Linked DNA regions of Mus musculus: region 1 is linked to region 2. Evidence: chromatin loops called from intact Hi-C (ENCODE). Cell type or tissue: left cerebral cortex. All regions are shown on one strand. Each heading gives the region's core, and the rest is flanking DNA. Links, peaks and the distances in the headings are about the cores only.

Region 1 (7,672 bases), core at 1,054-6,053, 200 kb after region 2:
GACATCTTACTGTAGCTTCAGATTTTTCATCTTTCAAGAAGTTGACAGATGTTTTGATATCAAAGAAATTGGACACAACAAACAGGAAGTGAGTTATTGACTTTACTTTAAAATCCATATAAAGCTCAAGTTGTTTAAAGGTAGTATGTTGAAACTACATTTTTAACTTAAAAGGAATTGGGAACAGTGATCAAAAATGCAAGTGACAAGCCCAACATTTATTCTGTGGTTTGGTAGAATAATTTCTGCCTCGATAAAAACTTGGGGTAGGGATAAGTCGGGAATCTGGCATTTGGCTAAAGGAACCAAACCAGTGTTCCCAAGGGGAGGTCCTAGGAGAGCGAGCCTGCGTGTGACGGCTCAGGACAGCCTCAGTGCGCAAGGATGTGAGGTGGTGATCCAGTTTGTGCTGCACTTCATATGTTTAAAAATATTAAATTTCAACTTATTTTTTTTAAACACATGATCACAGGCTTGATGGGCAGTGCTTTTGGCTTTGTATATAGTAGACTACATTAAGGAGGCTTCAAGTTTTTCAGGCTCATTATAGTTCTCATTTCTTAAAAGTGCTGGCTGACTATCGTTGAGAAACTTCTTTTCTTGAAGTGGGGAGTGAATGCTATTTAGAAATGTAGCCTGGGTGGGCCTGGAGGGATGGCTCAGTAAAAAGTGTTTGCTGCTCTTGCAGAGGACCTGATCCTTTTCCAGCACCTACACAGGGTCTTTGCATAACTCCTGTCCAAGGGAGATGGCAGATACCCCTCAAGCATACAGTCGTTAAAGCATAGTCTTTAAAACAAAACAAAACAAAAAAAGCAGCCTTTGTGCTAGGTAAGCTTTTTCTTGGGAGGTTTTAAGGTGTCGGATAGTACATTACAAATACAGACTTCTGGATTGTCCCCTACCCTCTAAATGGTATTTGTTGACATCTAGGAAGTTCCTCTGTTAGAATAATAAAAATTTATGCAAACTCGAATAATCTGTACCATAATGCTTTTAATGGCCAGGTATAAACACACAAGATTGCAGTACATTGAGCTCCATAGAGACAGCGCTTGTGGAAGAAAAAAGTAGATCCTAAGAAGCCAAAAGGCAAAATGTCCTCATGTGTGTTCTTTATGCAAACCTGCCAGGAGGAGCACAAGAAGCACCCGGATGCTTCTGTCAACTCAGAGTCCTCCAAGAAGTGCTCAGAGAGGTGGAAGACCATGTTTGCTAAAGAAAAGGGGAAATTTGAAGATATGGCAAAGGCTGACAAGGCTCGTTATGAAAGAGAAATGAAAAATTACATTTCACTTCCATCCCCCAAAGGGGTAACCAAAAAAGAAGTTCAAGGACCCAGTGCTTCCAAGAGGCCTTCGCCTTGTTCTGTTCTGAGTACCGCCCCAAAATCAAAGGCCAGCATCCTGGGTTATCCATTGGTGATGTTGCAAAGACACTAGGAGAGATGTGGAACAACACTGCAGTGGATAACAAGCAGCCCCATAAGAAGAAAGCTGCCAAGCAGAAGGAGAAGTACGAGAAGGATATTGCTGCCTACAGAGCTAAAGGAAAACCTGATGCAGCGAAAAAGGGGGTGGTCAAGGCTGAAAAGAGCAAGAAAAAAGGAAGGTGAAAAGGATGAGCAAGACAAAGATGATGGGATGAATAAGTTGGTTTTAGGACAGTTTTTTTCCCCCCTGTCTATAAAGCATTTAATCCCCTGTACACAACTCACTCCTTTTAAAGAAAAAAAAAAAAACTGTAAGTCTGTGTAAGATTTGTTTTTAAACTGTACAGTGTCTTTTATTTTTGTAGTTAACACACTACTGAATGTGTCTTTAGATAGCCCTGTCTTGGTGTGGTATTTTCAATAGCCACTAACCTTGCCTGGTACGGTCTAGGGGTTGTAAATTGGTATGGAAATTTAAAGCACGGCACAAATTATGTATGGGGACAGTTTTTTTTCTTTTTCTTTTTTCTTTTTTTTTTGGTTTTATCTTTTTTTGTTTGTTTTGTCTTCAGTTGTCTCTGATGCAGCTTATATGAAGATAATTATTCTGTTAACGGAATACCACTCTGATTGCAAAAAAAGCAGCTGTTTTGTTGACATGTTGACTGCTAAGTAAATACAACTTTTTTATTAAAAAAAGATACATCATAAGTGGGTAACATGATTAAACTTGGGCTTTGGAGCCCACCTCCCATTTGTGAGCAATAGTCAATACTTAATACCTGACATTAATATATCTAGAACCTGATGTAACTGGATTTGTTTGTTTGTTTGTTTGTTGGTATCAAACAAGTATATTTAAATTTGGTTGGTTTACTTTGTGAGCATACTTTGGAAGATCTTAGGTGGTTCTAAATTTTTTACTTCGTGGTTTCAAAGGCCAGAGTCTTGCTAGGTAACGGGGGCATAAGTACACATAAATACTATTAGACTGGGTAATGGCACAAAAGCCATGGCCCTATTGAAAGCTTTCCATGTTTGCTACTTTCAGTTTTAAGGTGAGTTTAGCTTAGCCTGTTTCTGTGTAATTTCTTTGGTAGTATCCTGAGAAGACAGAAGGAAAATAAAGTCAGTTCCACTGTCCTATCGTCAGCCTGACACCGATAGTCTCCTGGCCTGTGACACTATCTTCTGAGATGCCTATTCTGTGTGTATCAGTCCTGTGTGATTTTGGACTTAGTACTTGATGTTTTCAGTATCATGCGGAGGTTGGTTGTTCAAATGGATAAAAAAACACAGAGTAGAATCTGGTATGAATTGGGAAAGAATTTATAATGACAGTAATAATTGCTGCCATTTAGATTGAAGAAAGCTTAAGCAGTTACTTGGGTGTTTAGTGAAGTGCAGTTTGTTAACTTTTTTTTGAAAATTCCCATTGTGTAGGTCTGACTGGCCTGGGCCTCACTGTGTAGAGCAGGTTGGAAACTCCCAGGTCTCCCTGCCCCCAGGAGCTGCACACCGAGGCATGCCTGGTGCTGGTCAAACTTTGATAGGAAATAAAATTAGGAAGGGATTAGCTGCAGCCTAAGGTGAAGTTTTAAAGCTTTGGGTGACAAAAGGTTGCAGGGTTTGGGAAAGGCAGTGGCGTTAGCATTGCTTGGAGGCCGTTGAATGCTGTGCTGCCCAGTATTCAAGGCAGCCGCCTAGAGCTCCAGTTTGAAGATGCCAGATGCTGATGTGTTCTGTGCCGTGTGCAGATGCACTTCGACTTTCACCTGCCTACCCCTTCTGAAGGGTTGCCTGCAAGGAGTGAAAACTAAAGGCTAGTTTGCAGGGGCTGAGAGTCTCATGGGGGTCCGGGTAGAAGGTAATTAAAAATCTTCTCTAGTACTTGGAGCTGGGCAGGTGGGCTAGAGATGAGTATTTACAAGGCCCTAGGTCCCATGGCCAGCATAAGAAAAGGGAAAGAAAAGGTGCTATGGGCACTGTTTGTTCCATGAAACAGAACGCTGGCAGGGTGGGTGTTGCCAGAGAGCAAACCTCAGTCACTGTAGGTGCTGTTAGGTGATTTAAGATTTACCTCCTTTGAACGCCTCTTGAGGCGTTCAGGTGCACTACATAAACTGGTCACTAGGGGGCATCAGCTCATCAGCCTGTACTGCAAAAAGCTATAGCCCTGAGAAGTCTATTAAAAATTAATAGACTTTAGAAGTTAGAAATTAATTTTTGAGGGTTCCCCCCAAGAAAACTAGGAAATAGTTGGGAAATCTTGGGTTTTATCAATGTGGGTGGGACTATTTGTGTTTTAAACACTGATAAAATACCTGATAATTTCATTGTATAGTAGCTTTTTAACTTTTTTTGTGCATATAGTGGGGTGGCAAGTATGCCATAGCCTTTAAGACCAGCAACTGTAACATCTGAGCCATTTTGTCCACTCTTGTTACTCTTGCAGGCATTGGGATGCTGGTATAGGAATACCTAACACTATTGCTAAAAAACTCCAAGCCCCATGGGATTCAATGTATATGGTAATTAGGGAATAATATGAGTCAAGTTTAGTGCGTGCTGTAGTACGTTTTAAAGATACACCAAGTGCAGATAGGGTTTGCTGGCTAGGTACTGAGAGGAAAGAATGGTGAAAGGCACGTGTTCTCAACGCATTTGCAATCTTTATGACCCATGTGTTGAAGTAGTTAAAAAAAAAAAAAAACCTTGATGACACAGGAAACTGGGAAGCGAGGTCTGGGATTACGGCAGAACACAGCTTGTGCACGGAGCTGGTCTGTTGCCCACACCCGACCTTGCTTCCCTCCCTCCCGCCCTCTGAGCTGTCTAGGCCCCTTGTCCATCAGAGTGCAGGGTGCTGGTGATGAATGCATTCGTTCTCTGCTTGCCATGTAGGTGGTGTATTTAGAGTCCTCAGTGGGTGTGTCCTGAGTAGACATTTTCATGAAATTGGGTCCTAAGGCTTGGAGCTCTAGTGTCTAAACCAGTTCATCCCAGAAGACCTTTTGTATGTTTACTGATTCCTAGTTACATGGTAACTAGAGTTTTCTTTTCAGGGTCCTTTTAAGTAAAATATCCCATTTTCCGTGATCAGTTCTTAAAGTCAAAGGCGCGTTTATAAGAGCTACTGAGTATCAGGCGTTTATAAGAGCTACTGAGTATCTAGCTTGGGGAATCTGCTTCACTCTTTGGCAATAAGTACTTGGCTATGCCAGGAAGGTGGAAAACAGAACACCTTAAAAACAAGTTGAATGAACCATTAATTATGTAAAGGAAAACATTTTTAATGTTTCCTGCATTTTCTGACGATTTATCTTTTGAGGATTTTGTTTGTTTGTTTGTTTTCTTTAGGAAAAAGTCTCTCTAGCCAGTTAAGTGAGGTGGCAGTTGAAATAAACAGAGCAGAGTTTCAGGCTACAAAATTCTGAAACTTAAATTTCCAATAATGGAACTTATTGTGGTCAATGTACACATAGCTTACCACAGAAATACTAATTGTGAAACAGCCAGAGGGAATCAGGGAATTTTAAAGTCTTTAGTCAGAATGAAGTGAACACGTTGGAAATCTATGATGACTGGGCATTTGCAACTGTTTTAGGAAAAATAGTGCCTGGTAAACTGGGCTACAGTTCACAGTTCAGTGCTTTTCCAAATGGGATACCTTTCTCAACTATGCCTCTCTGTGTTGGCTACAAACCTCTACCTGGCTTTAGGGACTCTGGATACTATAAATGCACTTTCCAGATAACAAGAGAATGCTGTTCTGCTGAAAAAAGACAGCTGGTAGTATAGGAACTCTGGAGTGCTGACCTGTTCTACAGAGGTGGGGGAAAGAAATTAAGGTGGTTAGTAATCAGAATTACAAGTCTATTCTTGGTATACACAAAGATAATGCTTATGCATGATCACATTAGAAATCTTTACATTTGTTTTTTTGGGGGGGGGGGGGAATGGGGAACAAAAACGAAAGGCTGTAAAATGAGTCCAAATGTAAGACTCAGAATTGTTTTTTTTGAACTGGTCCATTTGATCAGAACCTTGGGTGAAGGTCCAAGAACTCTGTTTTCGAGAAGACATTTCTGTTAGCTCTCAGATTAAGTTCGAGTTTCATAGCACGACACACGAAAGACTTTGAATAGTTCATCCTCGACATTCTCTTCGATTGGATTCCTGATTCTTCCTGGCGGTGTGGCAGCAGCCCTTGTCTGACCAACAGCCTGTTTTGTCCTATCTCCTTATGGTGAGAGGAGGCTTAGAGGTTATTTTCCCAAACTGGAGACTAGATCTGTGCTTTATAGTCTACCTTATCAGGAAAGGTTTAAAGGCAAGACGGAGACTAGGACTTTCCAGAGTCAGATTCCCACAGGTGTTTGTAGGACATTCGCCAAGGCTTGTGTGTATGACCTCCCAATGCTGGACATCTGCCTACCCTGCTACTGCTGTGGACTGCAAGGTCTGATCTAGAAGGAAACCCGAGGGCCTAGAGAGATGGCACTCCTCGCAGAGGTTCAATTCCCAGAACCTGTTCTAGGGATCTGCTGATTTCTGACCTGCGTTCTCATACAATACGTACTACACACACACAAGCAAAACATACACTCACAAAAACAAAAACCGCTTGGTGAGTCTGGCTATTTTGCCTGTGTTCTGTGGCAGGAAAGGAAGTCAAGAATGTATACCTGGAGTGAGTCCACCCTTATTTCCCTGTCACTACAAACTGGTAGCTTTATTGTTTTGCCTTAGCTAATTGCCCCCAGGAACAACTATTTATTTAATGGCTGAACAACACCAACAACAAAAAAGCTCGAAGCACTCTTGGGTTTTGTTCCCTGAGATGTTTACATAGCTATGGGGGGGGGGGGGGTAATGCCCGCTATGGAACTTCGTCCCCTAAGTTTTATGCCCTTGTCTGGAGTCGGCTCCGCGTTGACCCCAGGGGTGGCTCCCCAGGCCTGCCTGGATCTGCTACCCACCCCCGCAGCGGAGAGCCCACCTGCTAAGGAAGGGCCGGTCCGTGGGGGGATGGTTTTTCGGCGCCCTCTGGGCGTCGGCAGTCGCCGCCCGGCAGCCGCGGCGACCTCAGCGACCGCGTGGAGCCTCCAGGAGTTTCCAGAACCTGCTTCCAGGCGGCGCGGGCGGCCGTGGGCGGTGGGGCGGGGCGGGGGCGGAGCCGGCGGCGGGGCTGGGGCGGAGCCGGCGGCGGGGGGCGTGTCCGCGGCGGGCTCTGGGAAGGCCCCAAGTTAATGAGGCGTACGCCGGCTGCCGAGCGCCTCTCGGAGCTGGGTTTTCCCCCGCGGCGCGGGCGCCAGGAGCCGCCTTTTCCGCTGGGTGTCACTCGGGGGTGGGGAGGGTGGCCCATTGAAAAGCGCCGCGAGGGGCCCCGGCCAGTGCCCTTCAGTGAGCGCTCGCCGGAGGACGGCAGAGAGCAGCCCGCTCACGGCTCCGGGATCTTGTGGCGAGTCAGGACGCGCCTGTCCCTCTGCCGGGACCCCGAGCCACCGCCGCCGCCGCCACCGCTCTGTCTCCTGCGAGTCAGCCTTCTCTGCGCGCTCCGGGCGGGCGGCCGCGGAAGCCGCTGGGGCGAGGACGGCGCAGGGCTGCTACTGCTACCCCCAGCCGGAGCGTCTGGAAGCCTGAAGGCCGAGCGGAGCAGCAGCACCCCTTATGCCGGAAGGATGCTGGAGAACAGCGGCTGCAAGGCGCTGAAGGAAGGAGTGCTGGAAAAGCGAAGCGACGGGCTGCTGCAGCTCTGGAAGAAAAAGTGCTGCATCCTCACCGAGGAAGGGCTACTGCTCATACCGCCCAAGCAGCTACAACAGCAGCAGCAGCAGCAACAGCCCGGGCAGGGGACGGCCGAACCGTCCCAACCTAGTGGCCCCACCGTCGCCAGCCTTGAGCCACCAGTCAAGCTGAAGGAATTGCACTTTTCCAATATGAAGACTGTAGACTGCGTGGAGCGCAAGGGCAAGTACATGTACTTCACTGTGGTGATGACGGAGGGCAAAGAGATCGACTTTCGGTGCCCCCAGGACCAGGGCTGGAACGCCGAGATCACGTTGCAGATGGTGCAGTACAAAAATCGCCAGGCCATACTGGCGGTCAAGTCTACCAGGCAGAAGCAGCAGCACCTGGTCCAGCAGCAGCCTCCGCAGACGCAGCAGATCCAACCCCAGCCCCAGCCGCAGATCCAACCCCAGCCCCAGCCGCAGATCCAGCCTCAACCCCAACCCC
Region 2 (7,672 bases), core at 1,830-6,829:
GTGACTGTTTCTTATACACTAAAAGCTTATGTTCAATCAAATGCTTTTCTGATGCTTTTCGTTGTATGAGTTTCTTTCTGTGAACTGAACACAAAACTCAGGAATTGGAGGATTCATATGTAAGTCCTTTAAACAACATATAATTGAACTTGAGTTTAGCCAGTGTGTGACAGACCTCGAACAATCTGATCTAAGGGTTAACTTTCTTCATAAATGGATTCATAATGTATATGTGACAAACTGTTCCAAACTTGCTGAAAACTCATTGTGATTTCTAGGGTTTCTGACTATGACCAGTTTTGTTTGTTTTGTTTTTCATCTATCCAAAACTTCATTTTCTCACATAAAAATTTAGATAACCACAATTATTGACACAGTTGTTAAATGTCTTTAGTTTTCTGCCATTTAGTGAGATATTGCTGGCTAAGACAAGACAATAACAGGCATGTGTGGTGTTAGTGTGCTGCAGCAATCGATTTAACTTGTAATTCCTACCACTTCTGTCTCTAGTATGACTTGGAAAGCGGCAGTGGTCATCTTTGTCACAGCTCAGTTGACAGCTGCATTCCCTTAAAAAGTTGGCCTTGTGAGATACAATCCTCATTTAATATTTCATGCTTTTGTGCCTTTAAGGAAATATTTTTGTTAGTTTTTTGTTACAGAACCATAATGTGTTCAAAGTGTTTGTAGCTTATTTGTCATAAAAGGGTCATTTGTCTGGGTCACTGTGTTTCCTTTTATCTAGCTGAAGAATATGTAAACAGTAATGCCGTACTTTTATAAGGGTTTGTGTAGTAACTATTTCAAATATATTCATACTCAGACATCAATGAAGTAAACTTGTCAGATGGCTCTGAGTATTGTAGACAGTGCCTTTTTGATGGAATTCACACTGTTTTCGGGTGTCAACTTGTGCCATATTCACAGAATTTTGTGGAAGGCAGTTTTAACTTTTTGAAGAATATCGTCATCAAAATTTTAAAAAACAAATGTATAAAACTTCATCTTTTTTCAGTGTTTAGCATTTCTAGTCAGCAGTAAATAGTCTGGTTTTGCTTTTGTTTTTGTCTTATTTCAGGTATGATGGCATACGTACGCGATGAGCCATACACGAGACTGTAGACTATTACATTAAATATAAATAAAGAACATGTTCGTTTATACAAATTTTCCGATTTGACCCAGTGGGAGAGACCTTTCATAATTCAATAAGTTTACATTTCAATGTCTTTCATATTTGACTACATATAAAGAGATTCTTTAAAATGTATAACCTGCCACCACTGCATAATTTGGTTTCATTTTGTTATGTATTGTGTGGGTTTAGTATATCCAATTTTTGTTACAATTAAAGGACTATTTTGTTACAGTTTTTAATTGAAGATGGACTGTTAACATTGTACAGGACCAGTGTCTTATTAATAAGATTAACATATTTAGTGAGAGCCACAGGAAAACCTTGACAAAAATGAATGTGACTATACTTTATGAAGTATTTCGAAAAATCAGCCTCTTTATTTATCATAAAATTATTTTAATATCATAATATTGATGTTCTTTTTTTTTTGTTTTGTTTTGTTTTTTGTTTTTTTCGAGACAGGGTTTCTCTGTGTAGCCCTGGCTGTCCTGGAACTCATTCTGTAGACCAGGCTGGCCTTGAACTCAGAAATCCGCCTGCCTCTGCCTCCCGAGTGCTGGGATTAAAGGTGTGTGCCACCACACCCGGCTAATATTGATAATCTTTATTTGAAAAAATGTCATGAACCATTTGAATGATGAGCCACAGAACCTCAGTTGAATTTATTTCCACTTTTGGCATGTTAAATATAGATTTAATTTTAAGTACTTCAGTTAATGGGTTTATAAAGTCAAGCACTAGCATTGGTCAGTTTTGTATGATAGGATGTAAGTGTGTTCTCACCTGCAGTGTAAATACAGCACACTGTAGAATTCTCTTAAGGTGCATAGTAAATGTATAGATAGTCACAGGCGGTTTTGTAATGTATACATTTCTAATCTATTATTCCTAACCTGTCATGTTTGCAGAGAGAAAAGAATTTTTCTAATGATCTGTAAAATTATGTTAACTTCTACAAGTAGGTATTCTAAATAAACTTTTTTAAAAGAGCAATCTGTGATCCAGTGACTCTTGATATAATGTATTAATGCATAATGTACTAAATTAATCCTCTTATTTTTTATTGTGTGTGTGAAAAAGATGGGTACAGGCTTGACAGGAATTTTGACAATCTCTAATATATGTTTTACTTGATACTTTATATTCTTTTAAAATAAGTGGAGTTTATACATATTTTATACATTAAAGATGAGGCTCAGCATATCTAAATGACCCCAAAAACTACACAGTAAGAATAAAGGCGGTCTGTCTTTCTCAGGTAAAAGCCTCCTGAATCACGACTACACAGTGCACTTGATTGTACTGTTTAAATGTTTGAAATATCCCACTATTTCAGTCTAAAGATAATGTCCAGTGATGAATGCAACCAAGAAAAAACACTGAAGCAGTATCATTAGACACTGAAATGCTGTTCTCCTCCCGGTCGTTTACTACTGAGTTATTGAGGAAACCTCAGGAAGGCTTTACTCATGATTTTGTCTTCCTTTCACCTCATTCTAACTTGTCCCTCAGAATCCTCTTGCCCGTGTGGGGTAAGGACACTGCTGTCAGTGTTAAACGTCATTGAATATCTATCTACAAGATCACTTTCCTGCTAACATTGACAGCTTTGTTCTGCATTCATTTCTTGTGGGTATGACAGCCTGGGTAATGATCCACCATGAGAATTTTGTGAGTAAATGACAAATACTTGGCTGTACTTCGAGTTAGAAACAGTACAAAAACTAACTTATCCACCTCGGAACTTTAAAGGTTTTTTTGGTTTTGTTTGTTTTGTTTTGTTTTACCAACTTGTTTGTTTTAAATGAGGAAAGCAGAGACAGATGGTCTCTGGCTGAAAGAAGCCCTTTAGCTATGAATCCAGCGCTCGTGCGCTCCCTAAAGCCTTTGTGTTTTACTGGGTGAAACATTTCTGCTTTGGGATGGTATACAGTACAAATGACAAATACAATTGATCATCGATGTGAATAAAAGGCAAACATCTACTTCTGCTCAAGTGGTTTAACTAGGTGGGGTTTCGTCCATACCTGAACACACACAAGGTAGCACACCCCAGCGGAAGCCACGAGCCTAGAAATGGCTATGCCCAAGCTCTCTCCGCCTGCCCTGCATTCTAAAACCGTTTGCTTGAAGGCAAGGAGAGCAAACTACACGGCAGGGGCACTAGAGAAGTAAGCTCGAGATGGGGCGGTAATCACGCCCCCGAGCCCGAGCCCTTCCCTGCAGAGACCTAGCGGTTGCAGTGGCCAGGGAGGCCCGCGGGACGTGAACCAGGAAAGTAAGGACGTCCCAGGACCACTCGAGTCTCCGCCCACCGCTGGCGGGGCTCCACCCCACCGAGGGGCATAGAGCTCTTCCGCCAATCGATGCCAAAGCTACTGCTCTTCCGCCGTTTTCCCCGCCTCTTCCGTTTCCGCCCTTCTGCGGGCCTGACCTAACGGAAGCGTTACCCGTGGTTCCTTACCCATGGCGTCCCAGGGGTCGGTGACGGCGGCTTTGCGGGTGGCCGAGGTGCTGGAGAGCATCGCGAACCGCTGCGTGGGGCCCGAGGGCGGCCAAGTGTTGTGTACGAAGCCCACCGGCGAGGTGCTGCTTAGCAGGGATGGAGGCTGCCTCCTGGAGGCGCTGCACTTAGAGCATCCCTTAGCCAGGTACCTCACTTCTCCTGCCCTCCACTAGGCGCGCATCTCCCTCAATCTCCCATCCCATCCTGAGGCCGTGGACCTGGATAAAACCAGTGTAGACATCAGAGAGCTGCCCAAACTACTAGTCCCGAGCCCCAAACCTCATCACGTGCACAGAACACTTCTTACTCTTTCCCCATCCCTGAATGAAGTAGTTAAAGGAAAAGTAAAGCAAAGCCTATATGTCAAAAGGACAATCTGTGTGCCTTATAGCTATGAAAATGTGGATTTAACCCAGAAAATCTGAGTTATTTTTTTCCCTTCCTATACAGGATGATAGTGGCGTGTGTTTCCAGTCACCTTAAAAAGACAGGAGATGGTGCTAAGACATTTATTATTTTTCTTTGCCATTTACTCAGAGGACTTCATGCAATCGGAGAAAAAGGAAAAGATTCATTCACTTCTGAAAATATTCAGAGCCATGAAAGGCATTGGAAAAACTGTTGTCAGTGGAAATCTATTTCCCAGGCTCTGCAAACGTTTCAGACACAAACCCTAGGTTGTATTGTAGACCGGAGTTTAAGCAGGCACTACCTGTCTGTCTTTTCTTCATCCACTGAAGGAAGAAAACTGTGCAGGCACTCGCTAGAGTTGCTCCTGGAAGCATACTTTTGTGGAAGAGTGGGAAGAAACAATCACAGATTCATTTCACAGTTGATGTGTGACTACGTTTTCAAGTGTATGGCTTGTGAAAGTGGGGTTGAAGTATTTGAGTTGTTGGATCACTGTTTTGCAGAGTTGAATGTTGGCGTGACAGGCCTTCCTGTTTCAGATTCTAGAATCATAGATGGCCTTGTGCTTCCCAGGGACTTTTCTATGTACTGCCCAGCAGATGGTGACATTAGGATGGTGATAGTAACAGAAATCCTCCAGCCTCAGTTTTCATCGGCTGGCTCGGAGTTTGTTCTCAATTCAGAAACACAGTTTCAGGCATCTCAGTGCTGGATCACGGACAGGACAAAAACAGTAATGAACCACTTGCGTGGTCAGAATGTAAAACTGCTCCTGACCAGTGTGAAGCAACCAGACCTGGTTATTTACTGTGCAAGACTTAATAGCATATCAGTGGTGGAGTGTTTATCAGCCGAAGAAGTTTCCCTTGTCCAGAGGATCACTGGTCTTTCTCCTTGTGTCCTACCAGAGGTTGCTTCACAGTGTGAAATTTCTGATAGTACTTTGGTGAAGTTTTGCAAGCCCCTCATCCTTAGATCCAAGAGGTATGTTCATCTCGGCTTGATTAGCACATGTGCATTTATACCTCACTCTATGGTCCTCTGTGGACCGGTTCTGGGTCTTGTTGAACAGCATGAGAGAGCTTTTCACGGAGCATTTAAGATGCTTCGGCAGCTATTTACTGACCTTGATCTAAATTACATCATACAAACCAAACAGCAATGTAACCCAAGTCCTCTTGCTTATGACAATAGCAGAGAGCGTAATCACTCACCAGAAACTGATAAGTATCAGGACATAGTAGCAAAGAGCAAAAATAAATTGGAAACTCAAACACATTTAGAAGTATATTCAGGTTTGGGGGCTTCAGATACAGAATTGAGAGCAGGTAAGCCGTGGTCAGCACACAAGAAGACACCAATAGCTCCATCCCAAACAGATGAAATGCTGAAGTGCTTGCCTCCAGAAAGAAGCGGGATAATTGATAACTGTGACCTGTCAATTGAGAATCATTCCACTGGAAATCCTACAGCAGAAGACACTGGAACAGAAATTTCTTTCGAACACTTACAGGTCTCAGATAATGCCGGAAAGGGTTACACGCTGCCAGTGATGCGCAAGTCACTAGATACCTGTACTTGTCAGGGTTATTGTTCATCCACTGTGCCAGCAGGCTGTGTGCTGCCAGTGGGTGGAAGTTTTGAGATTTTGATGAGTTACTACCTTCTCAGCTATGCCAAACAATGCCGACAATCAGATGAAACTGTCATCAGTATGTTAATAGCTGATGCTCTTCTAGGCATCCCTAAAATCCTTTATAAGCCTAAGAAGGGAAAGGACAGTTTCCCACACATATACATGCGGTCTCTCCATGCACTGCAAGCCAGTCAACCCATGGTAAGTGGTCAATCAGGGTTCGAGTCAGTAGCTGGTAAGTACCAATTACTAACTTCAGTTCTTCAGTGTTTGATGAAAATATTAACCATTGATTTAATAATCAACATCAAGAGGCAACCTCAGAAAACTGCTGACCAAGAATCAGAAGACGAATTTTAACACTCAGTTTTCTGTTGCTCGAACTTTCAGTCTGGGGCCAGAGAAATGGCTCAGTGGGCAAAGGCATTTAATGGCAAACCTGACTGACTGCCTGCGGTCATCACCCAGGGTGGAAGGAGAGGGTGAAGTCCTGAGACATGTCCTTTGTTGTACACACATGTTCGCAGACAAACACTAAACGTTAGGAAAAAAATGTATTCAGCTCAAGCTAAATATTAAAACAGGCTTCTGGCTGACTGAAGTCAACCCAGTCCTTAAGTCCATTGAGTCCACCAGACCATTCAGACAACAGGTATCAGCTCTATGGAACAAAAACTGGCTAAATCTGTCTCCTTGTCTCTGGTCTGCGCTAGTCTGTCTAAGGGAGCTTGCCTCTATAGCTCCCTCTTCTGTACCTTTTCCCACTTTGTTTCCTTGAACTTTCTGTATGTCATAGAGTCGTGTAACCTCCCCACTTGAACGAGGTCTTCACATGCCATCTTACATTGTTTGTGAACATGAGTATAAAATGTTATCTCTTATGTAAAGCAGTAAATAAAAGTCAATTTTTCTTTGTAAGAAGCATGTAAGTTAATTGTCCTTGTGGTTGTCATTTGGTTTATTTCTAGTTATTGAAAACGGTTGGTTGGGGGCTGGGGAGATGGTTCAGCAAGTAGGACCATTTGCCACCCAAGCCAGGCAACCTGAATTGGAAAGAAAGAACCAATTCCACAAAGCTCCACACGTACACTGTGGCACTGCACATGCACATGCATGCACGTAAACAGTAAATAATTCCAAAATCTGCACCTTTGAATACCTGTTCAAAAATAGGACTATTCATTGTGAATTCACCTTTTATAATTAGAAGTTAATGCCAGAAAAGATGGGGAATTCGTTCCTTTCGTTTTCTCCTGGCTCCTAAGTCTTGTAAGGATTCTGTACAGTTGCTAGTTGTTCTTTGTTTCAGTGCTTGCCAGATTTCAGTAGCAACAAATAATTTGACAGTTATCTCTAGTGTAGATCACAAGTGCTTCCCTGTCACTTTATTGTGTGTGTAGTCATAAATAAGGACAGGGTCTTCTCCTTTTAGTAACTGTAACACCCAAAAGAATGTTTTGTTTACACCAGTGTTTAAATGTGCTTGTTAAGTAACAGTGTTATCTCAACCCATGTCCATGCTCCTAGGTTATTCATTCAATAAATAAATTCTTAACTGTGCAAATACTAGGCTGGACAGTGAGTCTGATATGCTCTTGTGCACTTTCTACAAAGTTAATAGGTAGGTTGATGACTTCTGACTGGATTTAGGAAAAGTAAAACAAAAACATCTTTATATTTGAAAGCCTTCTGACGAATAATGTTTGTAAATTGTAGTGGCCTGGGGTAGCTCTGGGAAAGGGGTCTGCTGCAGAGGCATGAGGATCCTGGGTCTGAATCTCCAATATCTACCCAGAAGCCAGGCTTCGGAGCATGCCTCTGACCCTGCCGCTGGGCATGGCGGTCAGGGTGGTGACAGGCAGATCTCTGGAGCGTGCCTGCCAGCCAGACTAGCCAACTGATTGCTCCAGGTTCAGTGAGACCTCACTCTTTCAAAGTAACTGGAGAGCAATAGAGGAAGTACAGCCAAAGTCAGCTCCCT

What was found. Peaks named below come from ENCODE experiments on the same cell type or tissue, not always from the same donor. Only the 100,000 strongest peaks of a DNase experiment are listed, where the experiment ranks them.
Region 1: it touches region 2 in a loop (4-fold over the local background); 4 of 42 quality-filtered maps call a loop at or near these places.

The regions. Positions count from the first base shown.
Region 1 is chr10:111,499,721-111,507,392 of GRCm38, forward strand. Phlda1 (pleckstrin homology like domain, family A, member 1) reads left to right here and starts at 6,566. Exons shown (of 2, transcript NM_009344.3): 1 at 6,566-7,672. The coding sequence starts at 6,685. It also overlaps the pseudogene Gm5176. In left cerebral cortex, for the core only: a CTCF peak has its summit at 3,567 (motif pointing right); DNase peaks (open chromatin) are centred at 3,218, 3,547 and 5,841; H3K27ac peaks cover 3 bases.
Region 2 is chr10:111,295,119-111,302,790 of GRCm38, forward strand. It overlaps Osbpl8 (oxysterol binding protein-like 8), which reads left to right. Exons shown (of 24, transcript NM_175489.3): 24 at 1-2,129. Bbs10 (Bardet-Biedl syndrome 10 (human)) reads left to right here and starts at 3,561. Exons shown (of 2, transcript NM_027914.1): 1 at 3,561-3,789; 2 at 4,095-6,618. The coding sequence starts at 3,605. The coding sequence ends at 6,051. In left cerebral cortex, for the core only: CTCF peaks have their summits at 3,805 (motif pointing left), 4,636 (motif pointing right) and 6,445 (motif pointing left); DNase peaks (open chromatin) are centred at 3,522, 4,240 and 4,641; H3K4me3 peaks cover 1,515 bases; H3K27ac peaks cover 2,260 bases.